Regions from separate parts of the Homo sapiens genome. Here region 2 is linked to region 1. Evidence: chromatin loops called from intact Hi-C (ENCODE). Cell type or tissue: HepG2. All regions are shown on one strand. Each heading gives the region's core, and the rest is flanking DNA. Links, peaks and the distances in the headings are about the cores only.

The links. A loop is a pair of places that touch in the nucleus more often than their neighbours do. Peaks named below come from ENCODE experiments on the same cell type or tissue, not always from the same donor. Only the 100,000 strongest peaks of a DNase experiment are listed, where the experiment ranks them.
Region 2: a loop joins it to region 1, with 4 times the contacts of the local background. A loop is called at or near these places in 3 of 110 quality-filtered maps.

The regions. Positions count from the first base shown.
Region 1 is chr22:19,888,856-19,897,248 of GRCh38, reverse strand. TXNRD2 (thioredoxin reductase 2) reads left to right here. Exons shown (of 18, transcript NM_006440.5): 11 at 1,668-1,842. Among named protein-coding and RNA genes, the nearest start is that of RTL10, 38 kb to the right of the region's middle. RefSeq lists enhancers at 404-1,042, 4,659-5,167, 5,168-5,675, 5,676-6,184, 6,185-6,693 and silencers at 4,154-4,358, 4,525-4,934. In HepG2, for the core only: no CTCF peak of the experiment used is centred there; DNase peaks (open chromatin) are centred at 4,858 and 5,498.
Region 2 is chr22:19,817,472-19,825,864 of GRCh38, reverse strand. It overlaps GNB1L (G protein subunit beta 1 like), which reads left to right. Exons shown (of 8, transcript NM_053004.3): 3 at 4,490-4,637; 4 at 5,142-5,267. The coding sequence starts at 4,510. Among named protein-coding and RNA genes, the nearest start is that of GNB1L, 33 kb to the left of the region's middle. RefSeq lists an enhancer at 1,929-2,443. In HepG2, for the core only: CTCF peaks have their summits at 4,905 (motif pointing left) and 7,345; DNase peaks (open chromatin) are centred at 1,394 and 1,884; H3K4me3 peaks cover 412 bases.

The DNA.
Region 1 (8,393 bases), core at 331-8,330:
AGGCCTGTCATCTCCAGACTCCCAGTGCCACCCCCAGGCTGACTCAGAGACGTGTCCCTCCACCCGTGTGGCCATGTGTTGTTCCATCCTAAAGCTATGGCACACTCCCATCATGTCCCTCAGTGCAAACCCACCGAGCCCTGTGGTAGGGACGCAGTGTCTAGGAAGGCCTCAGAGCCTTCAGATGTGGGGAGGGTGAGCTGGCAGTGGACGGAGGAGGAAAGGGGCCTGCAGAATGGGGGCCGTGCCCAGGCAAGGAGGATGCACAGTCTAGGCAGCCAGGCTGAGGGGCGAGGGACCCTGTGTCCTGGACAGGCTCCATGGTTCTCCCTCAGAGCCTGGGATGGCCATGCCCTCCAGGCCTCTGGAGGGGTGCAGGAGTGATGAACAGCCTGTGCGGCAGCCCCTCTGCAGCACAGCCAGCCCTGCCCGGCGGGCCAGACTCCCACACACGCCATCTAGAGCCAGCTGGCACACCCGCACAGGTGTCAGAGGATGTTAGCAGTGACTGTTTTTCTCCTCTTGAAACCAGAAGCTGTGGCCAGCTTCACTGCTGGTCCGTGCAAGTCCCCATTGTCCTGGGAACAGGGCCCCCATCTGTAGCTGGACTTGGGGCGCACAGGCCTCCTGGGCCGGGAGGGAGAAGCAGGACTCTCTCTGTCCCTGATCTGGACCTGAGCCTGCTGTGCCTACATTTCTAGGCGGGAGCAGAGTCTCCTACCTACCCTCCTGGCTCCTGGATGGCAGAGGGGCATGTTGGCCACATGTGGAGGGGTGGGCCAGGAGCAGGGGCCATCTTGTTGGACCAGGGCACAGCTCCTGGGGGAAGGCACGCTTCTCTGCCATTGGTTTTAGTGAAGACTAAGTTTTTTGTTTTTGTTTTTTAAAGAAATGTGTAGATGTACCAGGATTTGGTTGTTTTTCTTTTTTTTCTTTCTTTTTTTTTGGTTTGAGACAGAGTCTCACTCTGTCACCCAGGCTGGAGTGCAGTGGCACAATCTCGGCTCACTGCAAGCTCCACCTCCCGGGTTCACGCCATTCTCCTGCCTCAGCCTCCCAGTTAGCTGGAACTACAGGTACCTGCCACCACGCCTGGCTAATTTTTTGTGTTTTTTAGTAGAGACAGTGTTTCACCGTGTTAGCCAGGATGATCTCTATCTCCTGACCTCGTGATCCGCCCGCCTCAGCTTCTCAAAGTGCTGGGATCACAGGTGTGAGCCATCGCACCCGGCCTTGCTTATTTTTTCTTTTAGAGATAGAGTCTCACTCTGTCGCCCAGGCTGGAGTGCAGTGGTGTGATCACAGTTCATTGCAGCCTCAAACTCCTGGGCTTGAGGGATTCTCCCACTTCAGCCTCCCAAAAGGTTGGGATTACAGGTGTGACCGTATCTGGCTGATGAAGACTTAGTTAATTAGCATCTAGAGAGGAGCCCACAGGCTGAGTGAATCCTGACCATAGGGCCCAGGGTTGAGGACTTGGAGCCAGGACAGGGGCTAGACACTCCACAGAGAGCAAGAGGACGTAGAGCAGGGGGCAGGGTGTCTCACCCCGTCTTCCGCACAGACCCCTCTCCGCCCTTCATTGAGGCCTTCGAGAGCAGGGCAGGGCCAGAGCCTCTCTCCCACGGCCACCTGGTCTTCATGGCCTGTCTTCTTGTGCTTTGCAGCAAATGTCCTCCATGGTCATAGAGCACATGGCATCTCATGGCACCCGGTTCCTGAGGGGCTGTGCCCCCTCGCGGGTCAGGAGGCTCCCTGATGGCCAGCTGCAGGTCACCTGGGAGGACAGCACCACCGGCAAGGAGGACACGGGCACCTTTGACACCGTCCTGTGGGCCATAGGTAAGGGCACGTCGAGCCACACGCTCTGTCTCTGGTCTCCCCGAGGTGCATGGAGAATCTTTGCCCCACTTCCTGTCACCTCCCAGGGCTCCCCCATCCTGCTGGCTGCCAGGCGGGTTGGCCGCTCCCCAGTGCACCTCGAGAGCAACCGTGAAGGCCTGTGGGGCGGCACTCACACTAGGCTGTGCCCATCTTGCCATCCCCAGCACCTTGCATCTCTGCGTGTCTCCCCACCACCGTGGGACATGCTGGAAAAAACCAGAGAAGAGACTGAGACGGCATCAGCCAGGTGTCCTCATCGAGGATCAACTAGGCAATCATCCTCGCCTTCCCTGGCCCTTGAGCAATTGCTTATTAAGGTTTCAGCACATAAATCCTACTTGTCACCTTCCAGGTTTAAGTCTTGGTATGTTTCTTTTCTTTTTTTTTTTTTTTTTGAGATGGAGTCTCGCTCTGTCGCCCAGGCTGGAGTGCAGTGGCAACCTCCGCCTCCCGGGTTCAAGCGATTCTCCTGCCTCAGCCTCCTGGGTAGCTGGGGCTACAGGCGCCCACCACTACACCTGACTAATTTTTGTATTTTTAGTAGAGACGGGGTTTCACCATGTAGGCCAGGATGGTCTCAATCTCCTGACCTTGTGATCCACCTGCCTTGGCCTCCCAAAGTACTGAGATTACAGGTGTGAGCCACCGCACCTGGCCAGTATGTATTTTTTCTTTAGCATATTAAATGTTTTGCTGCTTCAGGCTTTCCAGCTAGGTTTTTTTCTTTTTTTGCGTGTGAAACAGGGTCTCTCTCTGTTGCCTAGGAGGAGTGTGGTGGTGTGATCATAGCTCACTGCAGCCTCCACCTCCCAGGCTCAATCAATCTTCCCATCTCAGCCTTCTAAGTGCTGGGATTACAGGTTTGAGCTACTGTGCCCAGCCAAGCTAGTTTGTTGTTTTTAACATAAAAATGATATGGATTTGAAAGTTTTAAAAATTATGGTGACATACACATAACATCAAATTCATCATCTTAAGCATTTTAAAGTATATAGTTCAGTGGTGTTAAGTACGTTCATATTGTACAAGCAGCATGACCATCCATCTCTAGAACTTTTCCATTATCTCCAAACTGAGCTCTGTCCCCATTAAACACTCACTCCCTGCTGCCCGGGCACTCACCCTTCACTGTGTGTCTCTATGGATCTGACTCCTCGAGGGACTTCATGTAAGTAGAATCATGCAGTGTTTGTCCTTTTGTGACTGGCTCATTTCTCTTAGCACAATGTTTTCAGGGTGCATCCATGTTGCAGCATTTGTTAGAGTTAGCATTTGTGTAGCATGTGCCAGCATTTCCTTCCTGTTGAAGGCTGAGTTGTATGTGTGTCCATTATCTGTCAGTGGACACTTAGGTTGCTTCCGTCTTTTGGCTGTTGTGGATCATGCTGCTGTGAACATGGGTGTGCACAAGCCGCCTGTTTTCAGCACATAAAAATGACACAGAGTTTTTAAAGTTCTGTCCAGCCTTCTCGTGGCTTTCAGTGTTTCCCAGTGGGTCCCTTTGGGCCTGGCAGGTCATCACATGCCAGGAGTGGCATTTTGCAGGCCTTTCCAGAAGTCACATTTCGAAGGCTTCCAAAGACATCACCCTTCCAGTGCTGGGCAGAGGCCTGGGCGTTTCCCGGCCAGGCGTGGGCTGGCTACAACTTGCTGGGCACAGTCTGGTCTCACCTTCTTGCTCTCTGTCAGGTGTAGGTCCGGTTTTGCATGGGGCAGTGGCCGAGCAGGTGTGGGGAGTGTGGACACAGCCAGGGGATACCTGTGCCCAGGCCTGGGCCGGGGCTGTCTGACGGGACTGGCAAGGGGCAGCTGGAGCCAACAGGGATCGCCCAGACACTGCTCTGTCCCAGGCCTGCTGCAGAGGAGGCCATTGCAGATGGGCCGCCGCAAGGAGGGCTGCGGGTCCTCGTCAGGGTGGGTGGCGGCACACACAGCATGCCTGCTCAGATGTCCTACCCACCTCGGTGCCTGGCCGTCTAGTTTAGGCTCCTAGTTTTCCCAATCACCCTGTCAACTTGCATGTTGAAGGCGGGAGCAACCTAGTCAGTGTTGTTAGTTCTCCGAGGCCTTTCTGTGCTGAGCCTGGTCCGTTGTCCCCTGCGAGAGCCCAAGATCAGAGCCAGGGTCCCTCTCAGATCACCTGCCTCCACCTCCATCAGCTAACCGGGCTTGCGTGGGGCTGGCCAGGGGTCAGTGTCTCCTGGGGGAGGGCTCCCAGAGGCACAAGCTGTGTCATAGGGTGATGCACTTCTGAAGCAGTCACTCGGAATGGGAAATCAGAAAGGAAACCAGCCTGGAGCGGCTGAGGCTTCACTTTTGTGCAGTGGACACAAGCGCAGAGGTGATGACCGGGGAGGACCTGAGATGCCTGAGCGCACGCAGGGCTCTTGGCCCGGAGGTGATCAGTCAGCAAGAGCAATGTTCTCAGCCACGTTGTAAAAGTAGATTTTAAGTAAGTTTATTATGATAAACACTACGAAGGATTAGGTAACATTTTGGACTCTGGAGTGTACTGATGGTTCTCATCCTAAACTCCACTTTATTTTTCTTTCAAAATTTATCCTCCTACTGTCATTCCCAAATAAACTCCACTCTAAAGGGGAGGTGGCGAGTTTCTCCCTCCCACCGCGCCCTAGCCCTCCTCCTCTGTCTGCTGACACCTCCGTTCACCCACAGCATAAGGGAGCTGTTGCCATTGAACCGAGGGGCAGCCCTCGACCAAGCCCATAGGGATGTAGCAGACCAATGGGCCGGGGGCTGTGTCCCCGGAAAGCCGGGGCGTCAGCCTGGCAGGCAACAAGCGAGGCCCCTCCCTACTCAGCAGAGCTGCCGTGGCCTGCACGCCCATCCTCCCTTGCTAGGAGTCTGTTTTATTTTTTTGTACTTTCAAAATGAGCATCCCCCAGACAGTCTGCCTGGCATGATTGATGCTGGGGGTGGAAGCTTTTCACAGTCCTTGGCCTCTGACCCTGCTTCCCGAGGGCGGCGCGGCTTCTGCGCGCCTGCTGGGGGCCGCTCGGGCATGTGCTGACTTCGCTGCTGCTCAGAGCCAGGTTTTGTAAACATTCAGGAGCCACTTCCCAGGTCAGCAACTGCGAGCGTTTTCTGCTGGTTTGTACGATAAGCCTTTAACCAAGCTTTATTTCTACTTGCAATAAAGGATGATCCACTCTGGGAGGTTAAAATAAAGCGCCCTAGGGGCGGCACAGCTGGCAATGCCAACATCTCCGACTCTGCTTCCTGTACCGGGTGTGCACTACGTCCGCACAAGCTGGGCTCCGACAGGAAGGGGGGATGCCTCCGTGCCCGGTGCACACACACACAGAAGGGGCCCAGGTGCTGCACAGAGCTCCCGTGTGGGGCCGAGTGCTGGCCCTGCCCGTTGCCCGTGTGCCTGGCGCCTGGCCGCAGCTGGCGAGGACCATGGACATTGGCATTGCGAAGTGGGCCCTGCAGTCTGGAAGCAGAGGAGGACCAGAGCCCCTTCCTCGACGCAGCCTTGATCTCCACGTGGTGGATTAAACATATTAGCAGTTAAAGCAGTTAATTGCTGTGCAGGGGGCCCCCGCTCATTGTTTGTCTCTGAATCACCCGCCCACACCAGGTGTCTCAGATAATAGACTGGGAACTTCAGTGAGGAGGATTTCCTGTCTGCAGATGTGCCGATTACAGCGCTGAGTGAAGACAGTCAGCCAGCACTGCTGCGGGCTCGAATTCGCCCGCTGAGTTAACCAGTTGTGGCCTGAATCCCTGGCTGTCTAGGGGAGCAGGGCCAGGCTGGGGCATCCTGAGCAAACGCCTCCCAGTGCAGGGGCTTCTAAGTGCAGTTAAGTTTAGATTTGGTTTTAAAGAAGGGACAGACTGCCTCTGGACTGCAGCCCTGAAAAACTGGAAGTTGAGATCTTCATGTGCCCCTTTGGCGTCCCCAGCCCCTCTGGATGGTTCTCTGTCCCTCTCTTGAGGGTGAGATGCTGAAGGCTCTGGCGTATCCCTCCCTGCACCACAGGAGTCCTGCCCATGGCCAGAAGAGCCAGCAGACACAGGAGGGGACTCGCTAAACCTGGGGGTCCCACAGCCAGGCAGCTGTTGTGCCTGAGTGCCAGGGAGGGTGGCCACAGGTCTGCCTGGGGCCTTGTGATATGGCAGGTGAGACGAGACCCAGGGAAGGAATCCGTCTGGATCTTACCCCAGCCACTGAAGCTATTTCCTCTTTGGGCTTTATCTTAGATAACTCAGAGATGTCCACCTGTGTGTAAACCAGCATCAGAGCCTGAAACACAACATGCATGGAGCATGGGAGCTTGGCTTCCCGGCTTCCTCTTGGCACCACACAGAGGCCACCCCCACAGCCTGCCCCTGTATAGTCTCCCCCACGTGGCACGTGTGCCTGGACCACAGCCAGAGAGACTGGGGTGCCCAGGAGATGATGATGGGGGCTGGCGGTGCCCAGGAGGGGAGCTGTTGCCAGGGTGGGCTGCAGCCCTGGGCTCCTCTCTCCACCCAGGCACTGTTTGCTGGCATGTACACGGCAGGCAACTGTCTTTGCTCAGCTGTGCTCGGCTGATGGCTCCCGTACACCGCAGACTCAGCTACACAAGTCCCTGCGGATTGTCCCTCTGTTGAGTGCCAGGCAGCAGGAAAGGGCAGAAAGCAAGAACCAAGCTGGGGATGGGTGGGAGCATCCTAAGCCTGGTGAGAGGGAAGGGGCGGCTCCTCCTGGATGCCCTCTGTGCTGGTGTGGGTGCAGCTGGGGCTTAGGGGCCGCGGTGGGTGTGGATGCTGCCCGGGCGAGGGGGCTGCGGTGGGCCCATCAGGACTGCTCTCAGGGATGCGCCTTGCTGCAGCTGCGTGAAACCAAGTTTGTGGCTATGCTCTTCCCGGTGGGGATGGGCCCAGCAGTGACCCTGGCATCCACATGCCTCCATGCTCTCAGGGTGGAGTGGCCATCCCTGAGCAGGTGACACGGATCGGAGGCCCCTCTTTGATAGTCTAACACCTTTTTATTTTAGTGCAAATTTAGTTTGTAATTAATGACATCAAGAGAGACCCAAATCTGCCTCCATTGTGAGTTTGATATTTTTTGAAGTGGGGCCAAGATGAACATTCATGGAGCTCTTCCTATGAGCGGTGGCTGCGGCCTTCCCCTCCACACCACGTGGCCCCGGGCGTGCGCTGCTGCTCCTGAGACAGCACTGTTGGCTCAGCCCTAGCTCATGGTGGTGCTAACACCTCACAGAGGCCAGGCCAGAGTAGCAGGAGGCAGCGCCCTGTGCTTACCCACCAGCCTGGTGCCCCACGCTTGGCTTGAGGGCTAGTTCACACTTATGTCCAGAGCCCACAGCTATCTGACAGGCCAGCCGGCACCTGCATACATGGTTGTCCAACTGGGTCTTGTTACCATGACAAATTCAGTACTTAATGATTAGAACTGAGTGGAAACCAATTAAAAAAAAAAGAACAACATGGTGAAAAGTCTTCTAGAGATAGGTCAGCACCATTTATGCATATTACCATGCACCCTCTAATGTCTGCAGGTGCCCTGGGGCAGCCAACCTGTTACAATTGCAATTATGTTAACAATTGTTAAAGGGCCGGGTGAGGTGGCTCATGCCTGTAATCCCAACACTTTGGAATGCCAAGGTGGGAGGATCATTTGAGCCCAGGAGTTCAAGACCAGCCTGAGCAACAGAGTGAAACCTCTTTTCAAATAATTAATAATAATAATAATAATAATAATTGTTTTTTGTTTGTTTTTGAGACGGTGTCTAGCTCTGTTGCCCAGGTTGGAGTGCAGGAGCGCGATCTGGCTCACCGCAACCTCCACCTCCCGAATTCAAGCGATTCTCCTGCCTCAGCCTTCCAAGTAGCTGGGATTACAGGCACCCGCCACCGCGCCCAGCTAATTTTTGTATTTTTAGTAGAGACAGGGTTTCACTGTGTTAGCCAGGCTGGTCTCGAACTCCTGACGTCATGATCCGCCCGCCTCAGCCTCCCAAAGTGTTGGGATTACAGGCGTGAGCCACTGCACCCGGTCTAATAATAACTGTTAAAGCAATAATGACCACTCGCCACAGAGCACGCTCCTTCCTGGGGGTCCTCTGGGCCTGAGCTGGGGGCTGCGCCGTACTCCAAGGCTGACTGTGGGGTCTTACACATCATAATGCACATAGGCAGCTTGAGTAGGAAAGGCCCTTATGCTGCCTGAGGGGAAGCTCACCCCCACCCCCCAAGGAGCCGCCCTGGGTATGAGACATCCCTGGAACGGCCTAGGGGTCCCTGGTGGCTGCTGGCAGTCACAGCAAGTGGCCAATCAGGTCCCATTGAGGCCCAGGGGCTCACTCATTTATTCAACTAACATGGCGTCTCGATGGGACCTGAGGCCAGCAGGGCAGGTGCGTCCCCTTCCCCCTGGTGGGCTCATAGCTGCGGGTAGGGGCCCGGGGCTCATTGAGAAGGTGCGATTCCAGAAAAAAAAAAAAAAAGAAGATAAATATTTTAAAATAATAAGC
Region 2 (8,393 bases), core at 82-8,081, 71 kb after region 1:
CACCTCAGCCTCCTGAGTAGCTGGACTTACAGGCACCCACCACCATGCCCAGCTAATTTATTTATTTTTTTTGTAGAGATGGGGGTCTGACTATGTTGCCCTGGCTGGTCTTGAACTTCTGGACTCCAGCAATCCTCCTGCCTTGGCCTCCCAAAGTGCAGGGATTACAGGCCTGAGCCACTGTGCCTGGCTGTGTTTAAAAAAATTTTTTAAAGATAGTTATTTATTTTATTTAATTTATTTGAGATGCGGTCTTGCTCTGTCCCCCAGGCTGGAGTGCAGTGGCGCGATCATGGCTCACTGCAGCCTTGACCTCCTGGGCTCAAGCTATCCTCCCACCTCAGCCTCCTGAGTAGCTGGGACCACAGGCATACACCACCACACCTGGCTAATTTATTTTTATTTTTTGTAAAGGCAAGGTCTCCCTATGTTGCCCAGGCTGGTCTTGAACTCCTGGGCTCAAGCAATCCTCCCACCTCGGCCTCCCAAAGTGCTGAGATTATAGGCATGAGCCACCATGCCTGGCCTTCTAAGAAACTTTTATCAACATCTTTAGTTGTTTTTTGGGAGAGGGCCACCCAGGGTGTCCGTCCTGGTGTAAAGGGGTGCTGACCTAGTCTTCAGTCTTGCTGATTATGGGCTGGAGCTTCCTCGGGGGATGCTGGAGCTAGTTCCATGCCCTTGTGTGAGATATGCAGTGGGGCAGAGGGTCCTGTTTGAGGCACTCCCAGCGGCCTGTGCGGCCTGTCCTTGTGCTGTCACATGCCCAATGGGACAGGGAGGACCTGGTGGGCTGGGGTGGGCAGGGGTGGTGCCAGTGGCCTCTCTGGGTGGTGGCTCCCCACGTTGGCTCACTTCGTGGTACTCTTTGCTGATTTCCACAAAAGGGCTAGGGGACTGAGCACAGGGCTGTGCAGCCCGAGGGCAGGGCGGGGGCCCAGGCTGAGCTGAGGCCTGTCTGGCATGAACCCCCAGGAGCCCAAGAATGTCTTGGGTAGGGACCTGTGGTGTTTGGGCTCCAGCCACTGCCGCAGCCCTGCTTCATCTGTAGGGAGGAAGGCCCTGCAGGTGTGGGTGGGTTTGCGCCAGCAGGACATTTGCAGGCCTGCCCCTGCCTCCCTTGAGTGGGGTGTCTGTGGACCTCTCTGCCAGTTGCACCTACCCGCTGGTCCCCACACCCAGAGGAGCGCTCTGGACCCCTCTTGGGAGAGCCCTGGGGCCTGCCGAGCTGCCTCCGCGGTGGTGCATTGCAGGCAGATGCTGTTGTCGTCCATTTGTTCCCTGGGGCTTTCAGGGGTGTTTGTGGCTTCTCTGGAAGGGCTGTTAGAGTTGCACAAATTGTGTCAGACTGCCTTTCATTTTTCAAAGAATGTGGCTCACTTTGACACCTGGAAGAGCAGGCAGAAGCCAAAGTTGTGCTCTGTGGATTAAGTTTCCTGTTCCTTTGCCTCCGGGAGGACAGGGCCGGGGCTGGGCCGGGGCCACCGCAAGGACAGCTGGGCGCACACGGGCCTTGCGCAAGGGCGGCCTTTGCTCCACAGCCTGGGGCCAGGCAAGATAGGGGAATGTGATGATTCTCAATTAGATTAATAAAGAATAATTAGATGTCATAAATCAAGCAATCCTAGGATATTGTCATGGGAAAAATATGTAGCTAGAATTAATTAGTTTTCAAATAAAGCATTTATTTTAATTACTTGAAATGATGGAGCCCTTAATTGCCGATGCATCATTTTGGCCTGTGCATTTTGGTTGTTGTAACAACGTGACGGGTTTGTTCCCTGCAGTTCTGGGGAAACAATAGAGGAGAACTTGATTTCATCACCTGAGAATGAGCCTTCTGCTGGTGAGGTTCTGGAAACTCCCGCCAGGCCCCAGGCAGGTGGCATGTGGGGGCCGGGCTTCGGCTGGCACCGCCCAAGGCCGCCGTGCTGTCTGTGTGTGTGCTTCTCTGTGCTGTGTGTGCACATACGTGAGTGCCTGTGCCTGAGTGTCTGAGTCTGCGTGTGTGTATGTGTATGTAGGTATGAGTGTGTGCCTGTGTGTGTGCATGTGTGTGTGTGCACATATGGGTGTGTGAACATGTATGTGTAGGCATGTGTCCTATGTGTGGGTTTTGCATGTGTCTGTGTGCACCATGTGCATGTGTGTGTATGTGTGAGCATAGCGTGTGTCTAATGTGTGTTCGTGCCTGGACTGCACAGGGGAGCCTGTGTAGAGGTGACCTGTCAGGCTCTGCTTCCTGGACTGGAGTCATGGGAGGGACCCTCCATCCTGGACTCGGTGCTTTCCTGCTAGGTGGAGGTGCTTTTGCCGGGTCTGCATTCTTTGGCTCCTCTTGGAGCTGGGCCCTGCCTTCCTGTCCCCCTGGCTAGCTTGCCTTTCTTACCTGGCAGGCATAGCACAAACAGGCAGTGGCTTCTGAGAACTGTCCTCCAAGCCAGCCCGCTGAGGGCAGCTGTTCCAGCCCCCGGCCTGGCTGCGTCTTCAGGAGTCTTGGAGTCTTCCCCATCACAGGCTGGAGCAGGGGCCGTGGGTCTTGGGAGCAGTGTGGGGTCTGGTCCCTCTGCCTCCCCTGGAAGCCACCCTTAAGTTTGGGCATGATCAGTTGGCTTTCAGCCAAAGGTGAGAGAGGACGAAACCTCTCTCATCCCCCTCAAAAAAGAAAAGGAAAAATGGGACTTGGCAGTTAGTAAAGGATATCCCAGGGAACTCCGCATTGTCTTCGGAACCCCTTGAGAGAGGCAGGGTTGGGAGGTAGAGTGGCTGCCCGAGGTCTCTCGCCAGGCAGGGTGGACCTGCGCCCTGGAGTCACTGCCCGGCCCCTCCCAGGCCTCCTGCCCTCCCCCATGCCGCCCGCTTGGGCACTGGCTGCTGTCCACCCTCCACTCTGCAGGACACCTTGGCAGGGGCATTTCTCAGGTGTTTTGAACCTTTGCCCCAGCTCTGAATAGAGTAAGGAGAGGGCTGGCGTGTATTCAGAAGGGGAGAGGCAGGGCTTGGCGGTGGCAGTGCTGCTGAAGGGGCACCCTGGACAGCTGCCTCCAGACATCCACAGCACTCCTGCCTCTGAACCTGCACCCCCATCCGCCTACCACCCAGCCCCTTCTGAAGAGTCCTTCCCATCTCCCCTGCCCTGGTCCTTTACTGGCCCCAGTCCCTCTGCTGGCTGTGGCTGCCGTGGGCCATCCTCCCTGCCTTGTGTGCAGGCTGCAGGTGGCTGGGCCGGGGCCTGCCCCACTGTCCCAGAGCCCAGTGGGAAAGGCCCCCTGTGACAGGCTGCCCCAGCCACCCAGTGGTCTGCTCCTGGCCTTTCCCTCTGAGCCCTTAGCCCAGCTCAGGGTCTGCAGGCAGACAGACATGGAGCTGGTCGCTTCTGGCTCCAGGGCCACCCCACAGAGCAGCCAGCTGTGGGGCTGAGGTGGAGTGCGAGGCCCTGTGGGTCTGAGTGGTTGGAAGGGCTCGGCACGGACCCGGGAAGCCTCTCTGGGTGGGTGGTGGCCCGGCAGTCTTCCCCCACAGGCCCAGTGGTCTGGGGAACAGCTGCTCATCTGTGACCGCAGCTCTCCTAAGGAGCCGCACGGCGACTCTGCCCCAGCCACTCTGCCCTTCAGTGGTGCCATGAGGCCCTAGAGTACTTCAGGCCTCAGCGCCAGGGGCCTGGTGCAGCTCAGTGACTATTCTCTGCCTCGGTTTCCCCAAGAGTGAAAAGGGTGCTGCCGCCTTATAGGGTGGTGATAGCGGTTAGAAATTGTGGCGGGGCAGGCCTGGGGCCCAGCAGATGTGAGAGGAAGGCTCCTCCTAGCAGCCCCCCGGGACCCTGTGTGCCTCTTTTCCCCTGATCCCTGAGCTGGCCATGGGCAGAGGTGGCAGCAGGGAGGAGAGAAGAAGGGAGACTGGATTTGCCAGCAGGGAGGGAGGGTGGCTCCCAAGAGAGACACTGGAGTGAGCCCTGGACAGAGGGCGGGACTCAGCCAAGCCCAGTGGCAGGACCGGCAGTCCCGGCATGCAGATGGCCAGAGTGGGAAAGCACTGGTGTGGCCCCTGGGATCTGGGGAGCCAGAGGGCACAGCCAGTGGTGGACAGGAAGCCCTGGAGGCCAGAGTGGCCGAGGAAGTGTTGGATGCCGCTGTGCCCACTCAGGGATGGCTCAGGTGGGGCCCAAGCGGGTGCACCAGTCAGGTGCAGAGGCCAACAGGCACGGTGCGAGGAGGGCTGGCATCCATGGGGCTCCCAGTTCCCCCAGCAGTGGGGGAAGGGTGAGCTCTGTGCTCTCTGCTGGGCTCACCGCCGTGCAGGGAACTGGTGCCTCTGTAGCCACAGGCCGTTCATCAGTGTCTGGGGAGCAGTGGCACCTCTCTCCCAGGAGGGGCACAGGGCCAGAGACAATGAGCAGGGGCAACATCTCAAGCACCCCTGTGCCTGAGCAGCCTTCCTAGAGGGTGAGAATAGGGACGCAGTCACTCACACGCCCTCCCTTGGTGCCCAGGTAACTGCATCCTGCCCAGCATGACGGCCCCCTGCCCGCCGCCACCTCCAGACCCCCAGTTTGTCCTCCGAGGCACCCAGTCACCGGTGCATGCGCTGCACTTCTGCGAAGGAGCCCAGGCTCAGGGGCGCCCGCTCCTCTTCTCAGGGTGAGTAGCTGTGGCCCCAGCCCCAGGCCACCCAGGGCCAAGTCAGGAGGTCGTGAGCTAGCAAGGAGCCCAGCGCTTGTTTGAGGGTGCTGGCCAAGGGGCATGGACTGCTCGCCACCCAGGCTTGCTGAGCTTTCAGCACCCACCAGCAGACACACTGTCCCTTGGGGGAGGCAGGGACACACACACACACTCTTTGTTACAGACGCAGGAGCAGGCACGACCACCCAGCGTGCATTACTGTGGCATGGCTCCCCCTACCTCCAGAGAAGCAGATCTGCCTGAGTTACCCCTAGAGGCTCCTGAGGGTCCCCCGGTCCCCTCTCTGGAAGAGGAGCAAGGAGTGCTTTGCCAGTTTGGCCCTTAGTTCATATTTAGAGCTGTTGGCTTTTCAGCTCAACCAGCCTAGATGCCCGCATCCCACAATGTGGCCTCCAGGCTGGCCCCAGAGCATTCAGCACACCCTTCTGCCCCCTGACACCCTGCTCGGCTTGTCTGAAACAGGTCTCAGAGTGGCCTGGTACACATCTGGAGCCTGCAGACGCGGAGAGCGGTTACCACCCTGGATGGCCACGGCGGCCAGTGTGTGACCTGGCTGCAGACGCTGCCCCAGGGGCGCCAGCTCCTCAGGTGGGTCTCCAAGGTGCAGGAGCCAGGTATGGCCTTCGGGGGAGTCAGGAACTCTCTGATGGAGGCTCTGGTGTCCCCCACTGAGGGGCAGAATGGGGTGGGGGAACCAGAAGGGGCCAGCAAAGGGTCCGCAGCAAGGGCAGGGTGTGCAGGTCCAGCCCCTTGTCACAGGGAGGCAGGCAGGTCTGCCTCTGCATCTCCACCATCTCCACTGGACCCTTCATGCTCCAAGCTGGAGCCAGGAGGTGCCAGGTGAGGAGGCCAGAGCTCCAGGGCTGGTGACATCTGAGGTGAGCCCAGGCGCAAGTTGGTGGGAGGGCCTTCACAAGGGCACTGGGTCGTGGCTTGGGAAACTGGGCAGGGGTGAGGGCATTTGCTGAGAGGAGGGGAATGGGATGAAGTACAGGCTCAGGGATGCAGGCAGTGGTCCCAAGGAGGGCCTCCCTGCCCACTGCCCATCCTGCCTGGGCCGTGTGCCATGAGCATGGCAGGTCACACACGGTGCCGGTGGAGGCCCTAGGAGCTGGGTGTTCCGGCAGCTGAGCCCTGGCCGTGTGTGTCCCTTCACTAGGTTATGACAATGCACCTGACTCTTCCCAAGAGGACCCAGCCCCTGATGTTGTGCCACATACGGCTATGTGGCTGGCAAGATGGTGGCTGAGTGGCCAGGGGCGGGGCGCAGGGCTTGGGTGTATAGTGCTGTCCCACAGCAGTGTGCTTCTGCGTTTCTGAAGTGGGCGTGGTAGTGAGGGCCATCTCCCCACCTGGTCCCCCCTGCAGTGTCTCCTGTGGTTTCTACCCCTGCAGTCTCCTCCCTCAGGGCCCCGAGCTCACGTGTGTGTTCTGTACCCTACGCATCACTTGGGGATTACTTGTCCAGACTGTACCCCAGCAGGAAGGGTCCACAGAGGTGGCCTGTCCCCATTGGTATTCAGACCCCACTGTTCTAGCCTGTGCTTAGCACAAGGGCAGGTTTCTGGGTGCCCCCATGGTTCATGAGGCCTTAGCCCATCCCGAGACAGTGTGACCCTACCCTCCGTGACTGCTGTGCTGTCTGGCCAGGTGCCTGCTGGGAAGAGCCTAGTGAACGTATGGCGATGGCTGTGTCCCCATTGCAGTGTCAGCCTGTGCCTTCAGCAGAGCTCGCCCTGGCCAGGGGTCCGCATTGAGCCCAGGCCCCTCCTCAGATGAGCTTCTGCCTCTATCCCATGGGCCCAGGTCCCAGTCACCACAGCCCCTCTACAACTTGGCCTCCTGTGGCTGTCGCACCATCCTCCTGCATGGGTGGCAGAGCCTCATCCTGAGGTTACCCAGCTCACAGGGCCCTGCTTCACACGCTGGTGCAGCTGCTGGGTAAGCAGGAGGTGGCGGAGGAATAAGAGGGCCTGGCAGTCCTGGTGGGGGAGACCCCACGTGCTGCGGCCCTGGAGGGCCTGCCTCTGAGTGTGGTGAAGGACAGTGGGGCTGGGTGCTGGGCAGCTGGCAGCAGAGCAGGGAGGGGCAGCCCCCGAGGGTTAGCCCAGGGCTGGGTTCTGACATCGCCCCCGTGGTCTTGTGGAGGTGATGGGGCTGAGACACCAGGCCGGAGGTAGGCCAGGAAGCAGCAGACAGGGGCAGGTGCGTGAGGGGCTTCTCTGTTTCCCATGGGGAGTGGGAGGGACAGGGCATGGTGGGACAGGGAAGGCCTGCAGGGGGCTGACAACAAGTCCTCCTTTGGGCTGCCTGGATGCTGGAGCAGGCTATTGTCCTTGATCAGAGTGACATCTGCCCCTGTGTGGGGATCGCTGCCACCAGCCCAGGAATCCTGAGCACGGGCCTGCTGCTGTCCTGGGATTTGCCTTGCGTCATATTCAGGGAACTCCGTGCCATCACCATCACAGCCCAGAACTCCAGAAGGACAGGCCTGTTCTCCTGCTCTGGACTCGGTGCCTGGTTCATGGCACTGTGGAGTATAGTCCCTGGAGAATGAGGCCTGTCTGGCCCCCACCAGTCTGCAAAACATGTCTGTGCTAGACTCACGCGGTGCCTACCACCTGGGAGATGGCTGCAGGTGACGAAGGCACCAGGGTTGTCCTGAAGAGCAGAGGCCCTGAGCCTGTGTGCTTGCAGAGCCCCGTGTGGTCATGCCTGCATCCTGGCCAAGCCGACCCAGATCCCTCACCACTGGTGCAGGGGGCCTCAGAGTGGGTTTGGTCTTTGATTGTCAGAGTAGACTTCATTTCTAGAACCCCACCAGGCCATGTGCATCAGGAGCTGCTGTTTGTAAGTGTCCTCCTGAGTTTTCAGCCACAATGTAGCCCTTGGTGGTCCCTTGCGTAGGTGCCTTGTGGTATCAGGCTGTCCTGCAGACAGGAGCTGTGCCAGGCCTGGTGGGCGGTCTGGGAGCTGACGTTCGAGGGCACCTCCCCTTCCTGCTGGGATGGTGCTGTAGTGGCTGCTTCCCAGGCAGAGCCAGCCACGGGTCAGGGGGTCTGTGGACAGAAACTGCAGGTGTGGAGTGCCAGGTGCGTCTGCACTGTACTAGAGCCTGTGGGCCGCCACCCGGCCTGTGCTCAGCTGTGTTTGGAAGCCAAGTCTCTCCAAGTGGCCCTTGAAGGAAGTGATGGCTTTCATGTTGATGGGAGGTGGGAGGACGCCCTCAGCCTCCCGCATGCCAAGGACACACCTGTGCCTTCGACAGCCACCTCGGCAGGGTGTTTTTTAATCTTTTTTCTTGTGAAGTATAATGTACTCACAGAAGAGTGCAAGACAAGTGTTCAGAGCATTGTATTACGGCTGAGTGAGCACCTGAGCAACCACCTTCCAGTCAAGAAGTAGAGCGCAGGGCCCCCGAGCCTCTGAATCCCTGAGCTGCTGCCACCTGCTCTCCCTGGAGATAGCCCCTCATGCCCCAGGAGGTAGCCCCTCACGCCTCATTTTTGCTATATTTATGAATGTATGTCTCTGAAAAGCATAGACTATTTTGTCTGCTTTTTTCTTTGGAAGCGTGGAGACATAAGGAGCAGCATCTGTGTGTGACTTCTCTCACTCAACTTTATCTCCGTGAGCTCCGTGTGTTGCATGTAGCTGCAGTCAGCTGTCGCTGTTTTCTTTTTCTTACGTTTTTTTTTCTTTTTTTGAGACAAA